2 separate regions of the Homo sapiens genome follow, and region 1 is linked to region 2. Evidence: chromatin contacts called from ENCODE Hi-C or POLR2A ChIA-PET data. All regions are on one chromosome and are shown on one strand. Each heading gives the region's core, a stretch centred on a gene start or an enhancer-like site at or near the end of the contact. The rest is flanking DNA. Distances are from core to core; before and after follow the strand shown.

The links. Hi-C counts contacts between places; a loop is a spot of excess contacts on that map. ChIA-PET counts read pairs that join two places held with the same protein, here RNA polymerase II (POLR2A). Pooled maps may share reads with other maps.
Region 1: a loop to region 2 is called in a map of dorsolateral prefrontal cortex, with 2.3 times the contacts of the local background. The contact joins the promoter of LINC00970 here to the enhancer-like site in region 2. A Hi-C loop is called at or near these places in 3 of 168 maps with a recorded cell type or tissue (IMR-90, dorsolateral prefrontal cortex and endothelial cell of hepatic sinusoid), 4 of 37 single-sample maps with no recorded cell type and 8 of 50 pooled maps. POLR2A ChIA-PET finds 5 or more read pairs at or near these places in 4 of 52 experiments (GM12878, HEK293, K562 and 1 more).

Annotation. Positions count from the first base shown.
Region 1 is chr1:169,083,962-169,089,171 of GRCh38, forward strand. It overlaps LINC00970 (long intergenic non-protein coding RNA 970), which reads right to left and starts at 3,044. Exons shown (of 5, transcript NR_104091.1): 1 at 2,994-3,044.
Region 2 is chr1:169,001,703-169,006,637 of GRCh38, forward strand. All of the region lies in intron 3 of LINC00970 (long intergenic non-protein coding RNA 970), which reads right to left. Among named protein-coding and RNA genes, the nearest start is that of LINC00970, 83 kb to the right of the region's middle. Within about 2 kb of position 2,452, at least 3 of the 41 ENCODE cell types and tissues checked have a DNase peak (open chromatin) inside an H3K27ac peak, as active enhancers do.

The sequences.
Region 1 (5,210 bases), core at 1,794-4,293, 83 kb after region 2:
TCCAATCCAGAGCAGAGCCTGCTTCTTTAAACCCTTCTCAAAATAACCTAACACAAGCCCAATCCTTTACTAAGTCCTTCTGGCCCCTTTTTACTGAGATACCCCATGGTTGTCCACGGTGTGCATTCTGCCTCGTTGCAATGAGTAATAGGGCCAAGATGCTCAATGATAGGTGTGCTCCTGGTTATCTTTAACTGGAGGGTCAAGTGACAATAATGTCTGTCCTTTGCCAAGAAAGATGCTGAATTCTGGGCTTATGACTCCAAACAAATCATCTTTGCCCTGCCCTCAGGAAGCTCACAGTCTAATGGAGGAGACCTTGGAGCAGCAAGCAGAATGACCTCAAGAGTCATGACGAGTGAGACAAAACCCAACAGAGTATCACGTGTAATAGCCCTAAGACGTGTATGATCCTAAGAATATAAGAGAATAGGAAACCCCATCAAGGTCAAATGTATTTATTATTAACAAGAAGATAATGTATATAAATCTTACGATTCCATCAAGTTTAAGTTAGCGTTACTTGTAAATATACTGACAAATCTTAAGGGACAAGGAAATACAAAATCCAGTGAAGTGATCAATAAGAATGGGAACTACAGGCTTCCTCTGAGTAAACAAAGAATCAGATGGAATGACAAAGGCTGTGGGAGACCAGCCTCTTTAGTGTGAAAACCTATGACTCTATAAGCATTAAATAAGGCTAAGTCCCATCATGGTCACCAGGAAGACCATCTTCTGGGCAAAACTAACTTCATTTACCTGTGATGGCAAATGCCTTCCCTTAGGTAGGTTATGTGTTTCCTAACACCAGGAAGATTGAGAATTAAGTATGGAAAGATTTGAGAGACCCAAACCATAGTATTGATAATTTTGTATTAAAGAATAAAATTGTGTATAGTTGCTATTTTGTGTATTTGCAATTTTTAATAGAATCAGACCTATTAGAATGATAGCCTTGTAAGGCCCATTTAAAATACAATTGAGTAATTGATGTGAAATTTTATGGTTTTGAGTTCTTAAGTTTACTGGAACATACAAGAGAACCTTAGGATCCTATATTTATACATTTAAGAGCTTAAATGTATATGAGTATTAAAGTCCTCCAAAAAGTTTAGTTTGTTAATACAGACAAATGCATATAGGAAAAGAAAGAGATGGCGATTATAACTAATAATCATAGCTTAAACTATTTGAAAGTAATTAACTTTATTCATAGGCCCTTTAGAAGTGATTGCTAAACTCTGCTAGACTAAAAAATAAAATAGTAACAAACCTGTACATGTACCCCTGAACTTAAAAGTTGGGAAAAATATAAAATAAAATAATTACACATATAAGTTGAACCCAAATAAACTATGTTTTTAATCCTAACTTTAATAATCAGAATATTAATTTTTAATTCAGAAGTAAACCTTTAAATGCTGTTTCCAACAAACCTCCAAAAGCCAGTTTCAGTGACATCCAGAAACTCCTATCAAAATAAGCAATTGCCATAGTGTGTGATAAGTGCTGTAATGAGGGAAAGATAAAATACTATATAGGAAGAAGTGGGAGAGATGGAATTTCAGAGTGTCTAAGAGGGACCTTAAGGAGGAGGACTGGGAAGGCCAAGAAAAAGGTGTGAAGATTAAGGGAGGGAGGGAACAGCCAAAAGGAGTTCATTCCTTTACAAATTCTGAGTATGCACCAGGCACAAAACCAGGGGTTGGGGCTCCTTCCTGCTTGGAGCTCAAGGCCAGGAGGTAAGAGGGAGCTTGGCATCTTGAAGGAAGAGAAAGAACTTCAGTCTGAGTGCAGCCCACCCTGAGAGGGTCAGAGGAAGAGCCCACTCACTCCCCCTGGGTGGGTGAGCCTCCAGGCGCTGGTGGATGTAGGTCAACTACTAAGATGGTGCAGAAACCAGAAGGCCCTCCAACAACTGCTCCTCCTCCTTCAGGAAGTTCTTTGCTTAATTTATTTTTGCTTTGGGGGTCAGAAGCCTATTTGTAAAGCATTTAAACTTTGCTGGGACTCAGCTACTCAAACTATCAGCCCTTCAGTCCAGCATCCCTGAAGCCTAAACAGGCAAGAAGCTCATCTTTGGCTTCAGCCTGAGGTCATGGGCTGCAGGAACCGGTGGGATCTGTTTATCAAGACCACTGAAGACCTGCGGGAGGAAGGATCTTATCTCAGTGTTGCCATGGGGACTGCTGGCTGGATTGACTGAATGCTCTGCAGAAAATGACTCTTTTTTAGAAGAGAAAATAGTTGCTATTTTCCAAAGGCTAAATGTGGAGTGAGGTGGCAGTGAGGGGGAAAACAGAAGGCCTGTGAGGGTAAGAAGTGGGGACCAAGGCCAACTCTGGCTAAAGAAGAATGGGGACAGGCTGCTCCAGGACTCAAGAGCTTGAGATTCATGCTAACCCACTCCAAGAGTTCAGGCCTCCACCAGAGGACATGGCTCTATTCATACAAGAATTTTATACAGAAAATAGTAGATCTGAGATTTACAAAACTCATTTTCAATTTCATAGGCTACAGCCTTCAGATAACTCCAAGTCACATCACATGTCTAATAGTTGTCTCAGAAAGAAGTACCCAAAAGGCATTTCCTCCAAAGGTCCTTCAGAAACTGTGAAATGGGCTCTATTTGAAGAAAACCATTTCCATCAATGTGCGCAGAGCCTCAGTATGAGTGTGCAGCACAGCTGAGCCTGTCATCCCTCGGAACACAGTCTGGGATTGCCTGGTGGCTGTCTGGCTATAAGGACTTTGGACATTATCCCCAACTCCCCATGGAAGAATTTTCCCTGTGTTTCCCACCAACAATACTGAGCCAAACTGCTTTTGATGTCCCCGGAGTTATCTGATCACCTAGATGACACTGAACAGAGCAAGATGACTAGGAGACAGCAGCTCAGCCCTGACATCTGCTCAAGGCCAGCAGCAAAAGTTCCAGGAGTTATATGAGCCACTAGGTCCATCCAATCTACCATCTGTCACTGGCTTACCTTGCCACCTTGGGTCACTGACTTCCCCACTCTGTGCCATCTGTGAAATGTGCATAATAGCACACCAAGTCCTTCTGTACCTCCTCCTTCTTCTCCTGTTCTCTCTCCCTCCCTGCTTCCCTCTCTCCCTTCCTCCTCCCTCCCTCTCTCCCTTTCTTTCTCTCTCTCTACCTCTCTTCCTATCCCCCTCTCTCTCCTTCTCTCTTTTTCCTATAGAAGAGAGATGATGTGTTTGTAAAGTGCTTTGAGCTCCTTGGAGATAGAGAGTCTATAAATATAAGCTGTTATCACTGTTACCATGGAAACACACACAGACAACTGTGCTCTGTTTCTGCATTTGCTGAGCATAATTCTGGCCTTCTTGCCCTGCTGGCTGTTAAACAATCAATGGTTTTACAAAGCTCAACAGCCAGGTAATAGGTGGAGCCTCAAGGCTGAACTTATTTGCTATTCAACTCTTCTTCATGTGAATTTTCAAAAACTGTGTTTCTGTTTGCTAAGGTAGAGGATCGTATAAGATTGGCCAGAGCCAGCTGTTAAACCAGGGATGCAAATAATGACAGGCATAGGTATGCCACCCAACCCAGGACCCTGATCTGTAACAAGGGAGAATTCCAATGAGCTGCAAAAATAATATTCTACCCATTTCCTAAATTTACTCCAACTCCTAACTCCTCAACTTTACAACCAGAGCTGGCAAAATGTTGGAATAAAGAGAGTTATGAGTTTGCACCCTTCTGCCAATTTGTGACCATCTGAAAAGCAGGGGCTATATCTTTTTCATTATTGTCTCCACAGGGCCTAGCACAGTGCCTGCACATAGCAGATGCTGCGCAGAGGCCTGTGGAAAAAAAAAATGAATAAGCGAGTTATAAATGGCTGTTGTTTTCTATTACACAGGTAAAAGTGTTGTTGAGTGAGGTATGCCGTCAAATGTTGGCTTGGGCCTCGGGATCTCAGAGGACATCAGTTTTGGCATGGCCAATCTGCTTCCTTCACCCTACCATCATAGTGAGAACAACGATATCACTTCACTTCTAGTTTAATGGGTGGTCCTGGGAAAGTTGCTCTGTATCTGAAAGCCCCATATAGAATGACGTAACCTAGTTGTTAACCAGACAACTGAAAGATCCAGTGCAAAAAGTGAAAGTGTGAAAACCATAGGAAAAGTCCTTTTTCCTCTCAGGCAATGCTGTGATCTCAGGGGTAAGTTTTCCAGGCCTCAGTTAGGAATGCAGTGAAATGGGAATGGGCTTTGGACTCAGACACATCAGAACTCAGTGTGTGAGCTCTGCCACTTACTGACCTTCCTGAGCCTCCCTTCTCCCATTTGTAAAATCAGAATAATAGCACTCTCTCACAGGTTTGAGGTGGCAGTTAAACAAAATTAGTATATAAACCCATAGCTCAGTGGCTGGCACCAGTCAATGATTTATGCATGATCATTCCATTCCATTAGTTTGCCAGTATGTATGAATATCCATTTATTTTGAATACTTCACTTACTAGTTTATTCTAAAGGCCTGGCAGATGTTTCAGGTCCCACTAAGATGAGTGTATGTGATGTCTCTGCCTTTGGAAAGCCGGATTGGAGGATGTGAAAGGGAGAGAGAAAATGCTCAAACACAGACAGGGAGTCGGGACCTGCTACATAATTTGCAGAGTCCAGTGCAAAATGAAAATGCAGGGCACTTGCCAGAAAATTTATTAAGAATTTCAAAAAGGTGACAACTGAGCATTAATCCAAGCAGGGGGTTCCACTAAGCTAAGGACGCCGTGTAACTGCATAGATTGCACACCGATGAAGTCAGCCCTAAAGCCAGGGCAGAGGTAAACTGGTTTCCAGGCTTGGTACAGACGATATACTGATGAAGTAAGTACAGTGAGTGATGCAGTTTCATGGTGTTACCCAAATGCTGTTTTTGTCATCAGGTAGCTCTAATATGATCACAGAGGACAGAGGTATTTTTTCTACAAAATACTTGAATACATGGAATTCATATTCTAAGCTAAACCTAACTGATAGTAAAGGTCATTTCAGGAGGAAAACACTTACAAAAACAAGCAAACTCCTATAGGAGTGGTTATGATTGCATAAAACACATAATAATTGTGTTCAGAGATTCAAATTGTTCCTGTATCATTGTTCATAGACGATATGGGGGAGAGGTCAAATTACAAAGCGTACAAAGCATTTATCTACTTACACAATTGCTA
Region 2 (4,935 bases), core at 1,202-3,701:
AAAAGTGTTCCAGGAAGAAGAAAGCACAAGTGCAGAGGCTCTGAGGAGGCAACTAAGGGGAACAAGGATTCCAGGATGGCTAGACTGTAGTAAGCCAGGGTGCCGATTATGATGAGCCTTGGGCACGCTCTAAGGACTCCAACTTCATTGGGACAGTTTTTGAAACAAATTTTAACATAATCATTCTATGCTTTAGTAGATCACTCTGGCTGCTGCAGTGAGAGAAGAGACTGAAGGGAGGCCTGAGTAGAAGCACGGAGAACAGCTGAGGGCCATTGAGACTATCCTAGTAAGACAGGATGGTAATTACACCGTGTGATGTCAGTGGCCATGGTGAGAAATTGCAGAATTCTGGATATATTTTGAAGTTACAGTCAACAAGCATTACTGACAAATTGGCAGTGAGGTATCAGAAAAAAAAAAAAAAAAGAGGAGTCAAGGATAAATTGTGGTCTCAGAAATGGCTGGAAGCATTAAGAACTTAAAACAAAAAAATAATTTTAAAAAGAAAAAAATAAATAGTGCAAGAACAAAAGTCAAGAAAGAAGGGATGAAGTTGAAAAGGGGGAGGACTAAAAATCTGAATAATACGTGGAAGTATTTTGTAAACTGTTAAAAGGCTGCAAATGGAAGTTGGCACCTGGTGATGATGATCATCATTAATTATAACACTAGGAATAAGGCATTGGATTTGTTGTTAAAGAATTTCTAGTGATCTCTGAAAGAGTTATTTTTGTACGTGGTAGAAACAGAAGTCTTATATAAGGATTAGAGGAAAAGTGTGTGTGAATAGGTAGAGAAAATTGATGCAGACTATTTGTTCTAAACGTGGCAATGAGGAGGACATTAGAGGACAATAAAAATGAGCAACTACTTTATAATAAATAGTAATGACCTATTGTGCATGATAGAGGACATAAAACAGAAGGAGAAAAAGGCTAAAGGAGGCCCCAAGCTAGTTAAGCCTTTAGATCTAAGTTCCAGGTTACAGAAAATGCAGGAGAGTGAGCATCTATTAAACCACACCAATAGGAAACAATCAGAAAAATTCAAATTACTGGACATTTTACAGAACACTGACATGCTTTCTTCAACAAGTCAATAGCATGACAGGAAAAAAAACTGCAGAATTGTATTTGTTTAGATAAGGAAGAATGAATATAGTGACATAACAACCAAATGTATTATTTAAACCATATTTGAATCCTAACTGAATCATAAAAAGACATTTTTGAGATGATGATAGAGTTTGCTTTAAAATAAGGTTGAGCATCCTAAACCAAAAATCCAAAATCATAAATGTTCCAAAATCCAAAATGTTTTATGAGATAGTAACACCTTTGCTTTTTGATGGTTCATTGTCACAAACTTTGTTTCATGCACAAAATCATTTAAAATTTTGTATAAAATTGCCTTCAGGCTATGTGTGTAAGGTAAATATGAAACAAATGAATTTTGTGTTTAGACTTGATGTCTCCTTACATATATGCAAATATTCCAAAATCGAGAAAAATCCAAAATCAGAAACACTTTTGGTCTCAAGCATTTTGGGCAAGGGATATTCAAACTGTCCTAATACAAAAAGAAGAAAGAAGGAGGAGGAAGAAGGAAGAAGAAGAAAGAAGGAAGAAGAAAGCAGAAGAAGATATAAAAAATGTGATAAAGTAAGTGTAGAAAAATGATAATTTGGGAGGATTATTATGCTGTTCTCTCTACTTCTGCATATGTTTGAAATCTCTTATAATAAACATTTTAAACAAAAGTATAGAGCAAGATTAAGTTACTGAGAAAGCCCAATACCAGAGAGGAAGAACAGAGAGTAGCATTGGGACACACATGAAAGAACATATGAAAAGACTGTGTGTTCAGGGATGCAGTAAGAAATCTAGAAGAAATATGGCCTTGTTTGGTGACTATAAAAGTTGCAGCAAAGGAGGGGGTGAAGTTGTCTCCTGACCGTGGAAGAAATAGTAAGTTGGGGCTGGGGTTTGAAGAGAGAAAGAAGATTTGGCACGATCATGGCAGATAACACCAGAGAATAGATAGTGGAGGAAAATCACGACTCAGAAGCAGCAAGATTGCATGGTTTTACAGAAGCCTTGGTCAGAAATTCTGAGCTCTCACCAAATTCCTAAGACCCGTATTGTTTCTGGCCATAAAGGCCAAACCTCCTTTGGGCAATGGGTGGCTTTTTCTGTTCCTATCTACCAGGGTCCTTCAGATTTTTTTCTTCCCAGGCAGACTCTATCTAAAACCCCATTGCAGTCCTCTGCCACAAGCATCCAGAACTCAAAGGAATAGTGCCTCATACACTATGGAAATTTCTCAAGACCCTTGAGTGATTACAGTAGTCCAAGAAGTGCTCACCCTACAGTGATCTTCACTATTCAGAGAAATTAAAAACTCCGTCCTCCTTACCCTTGAGGAGGATTTTGAGGTGAGAGGACTGGGGAGGGGCACACAGGCTGAGGGGTTTCCCCTGGGGGAAGGAGGAGATGCAGGGCAAGAAGAGAAGAAGTCCTGGCACCCTGCACTTGAGGGCCTGGCACACAGCCATCCAGGGAAACTGCCATTTCCCTGTTTCTGTTCATTGCTCCATGGCCCCTGGCATCATGGAAATTTCCAGCACTTGTGGAAATTCTCCAGGAATGTGAAACTGCAAAAGTTCTATCTATGCTGAGCCAAGGGACACTTTCTAGCTATCTGAAGAATTTGCTAATTAAATGACTAATGTCAACTAGATTCCCAGGGAATAATTTATATACATATGAGGGGAAAAAGCCACTCTTAACACACCACAGCATCTATAAAAGACTTTGCATTGTGCCTAGCACACAGCAAGGGCTCAAAAATATTAGTCCTCTTGTACTCTGAATTTAGTGACTGAAAGAGGGCATGGGTGGAGCTTCTGGAGGTCTGGGAATATCCTGCCCCTTGACTTGGGTTCTGGTTATATAGGTGTGTTCAGTTTGTAAAAAATCATCAAGCCATATACACATACTCTCCACATTTTTCCTTACTTACGTTATGTTTAAATCAAAACTTGCCAAAGCTTTTTTTAATGTTGCTTGTTACAAGTGAATGTTCTAGTCATTAGATTAGGGCCACCTCTACTTTAGTTAACTAAACCATTTACTTGCATGACTTAAATTATAATGTCTTTTCAAATATTGAGTAATTTGAAATTCCTCTCACTGTAGATATGTTCACAAAATTAGAATTGATGAAGATTCTCCAAGCTTAAAACAATGTATATTTGTTGAAATGTTGAATGAATGACTCTTCTCTTTTCCACATTTCTCTTTGTAGCCAACATTTTTCAGGAACTCCTTTAGCAAGTGTAGAAAGAAAGGCAAGAAAGAAAAGGCACTACTATATATTATAACAATACCTTATATTTCTCTTCTTATAATACATCATAAATTTAATCATATAATTATTTGTCAAATTTGTGTAAGTATTTGCTCAACATCTGTCTCTCTTGTTAGATTGTATGTGTCATGAAAGCCAGAGACATGCTCTTATACTCATCATTATATTCCCAGCACCTAGCAAGGTGACAAGTGTTGCATGAGTGGATAAATAAATGAATAATTGAGTGGATTAATGAATGAGAAATCCAATGTTAGTTTTAGTTGGGTGAAAACTTAGAGGATACATTGAATAAACCCTGGATAAGACATAAACCTGTACCCCTATTGTCATAAAGAATCAATGAGAATACAGAGGGAAAAAAAGTCTTTCAAGGAGGCACTCAAGTTCTTTATTGTATAAATCGTTCAAATAAATGTCAGGTTGGTTTGTCCTTATTTTTGTTGTATAGGACTTTTTAATGTGAGTACTTGAAACACTGGTTTCCCTCATTTTAAGTATATTAGAGAATCTTCACATTTATACAAAAGAAACCTTATGATAAGGTCATAAAGGACCCAAGGGAATAATAAATGAAATATAAAGTCAAAGTTGTCTTATTAATAATAAAAAAAAACAAGAAATAGCCTATGCCAACGAGAGAGAAAGTACACTGGTAAGCACAAAACAAAGAGAGGAGAAAAACATTATGTCAAATGATTCAGGCACCAGGAAAGAAAACATTTTAATAAGAGATGAAAGAGCTGGGAGGAAAAATTATGCCTTTAGCTGCTTGGATATGAGTGTGGGGTTAGAGGGACTAAGGGGTCTAGCTAGAAAGACATGTCCATGTGCAGAGCTGGGCAAAGGCAGATCTTGAAGAAGAGGGAGTCTGCCTTAGACTCTCCCCAGTGTTCCAAGACAAGGCTTCTTTGTCCATTTCAGGACATGCTTACAGCATCCTCACCCACACGAAATGCCGACTGTCCTCTCGCTGCCGGCTCTCTGCCCTGACCTCCCCACAGAGCTGAACAGAGTTGTATTTTAATCAGCCCTCCTCCCTAGGTAATATATGTTACTTCTGGGCTTTTTCTCCTTTCAGTCCTCTGTCAAAACAGTACAACCGTATATCCAAGCTCTGCTCTCCCCTTAAAATTTATTTCATAGTATTCATTTTATTCAATAACAACTTTATTGATATTAATTCACATACAATGCCATTCACCCATTTAAAGTGTACAATTCAATAGTTTTTAGTAAATTCACAGAATTATGCAATCATCACCACAACCAATTTAGAACATTTTCATCATCCCAAAAAGAAACTCCATACCCATTAGCAGTCATCCCCAACCCTCAGGCCTAGGCAACCACTACTCTACTTTCTGCCTCTATTGATTTTGCCTCTCATGGACATTTCATAGGACTGGAATCATACAACATGCAGTCTTTTATGGTTGGCTTCTTTCACTTAGTGTAATGTTTTCAAGGTTCATTCATGTTGTACCACGTATCTGTATTTCTGAATTATATTCTATTGTATGAAGATACTACATTTTATTTAGCAGTTCATTCAACGGTAGC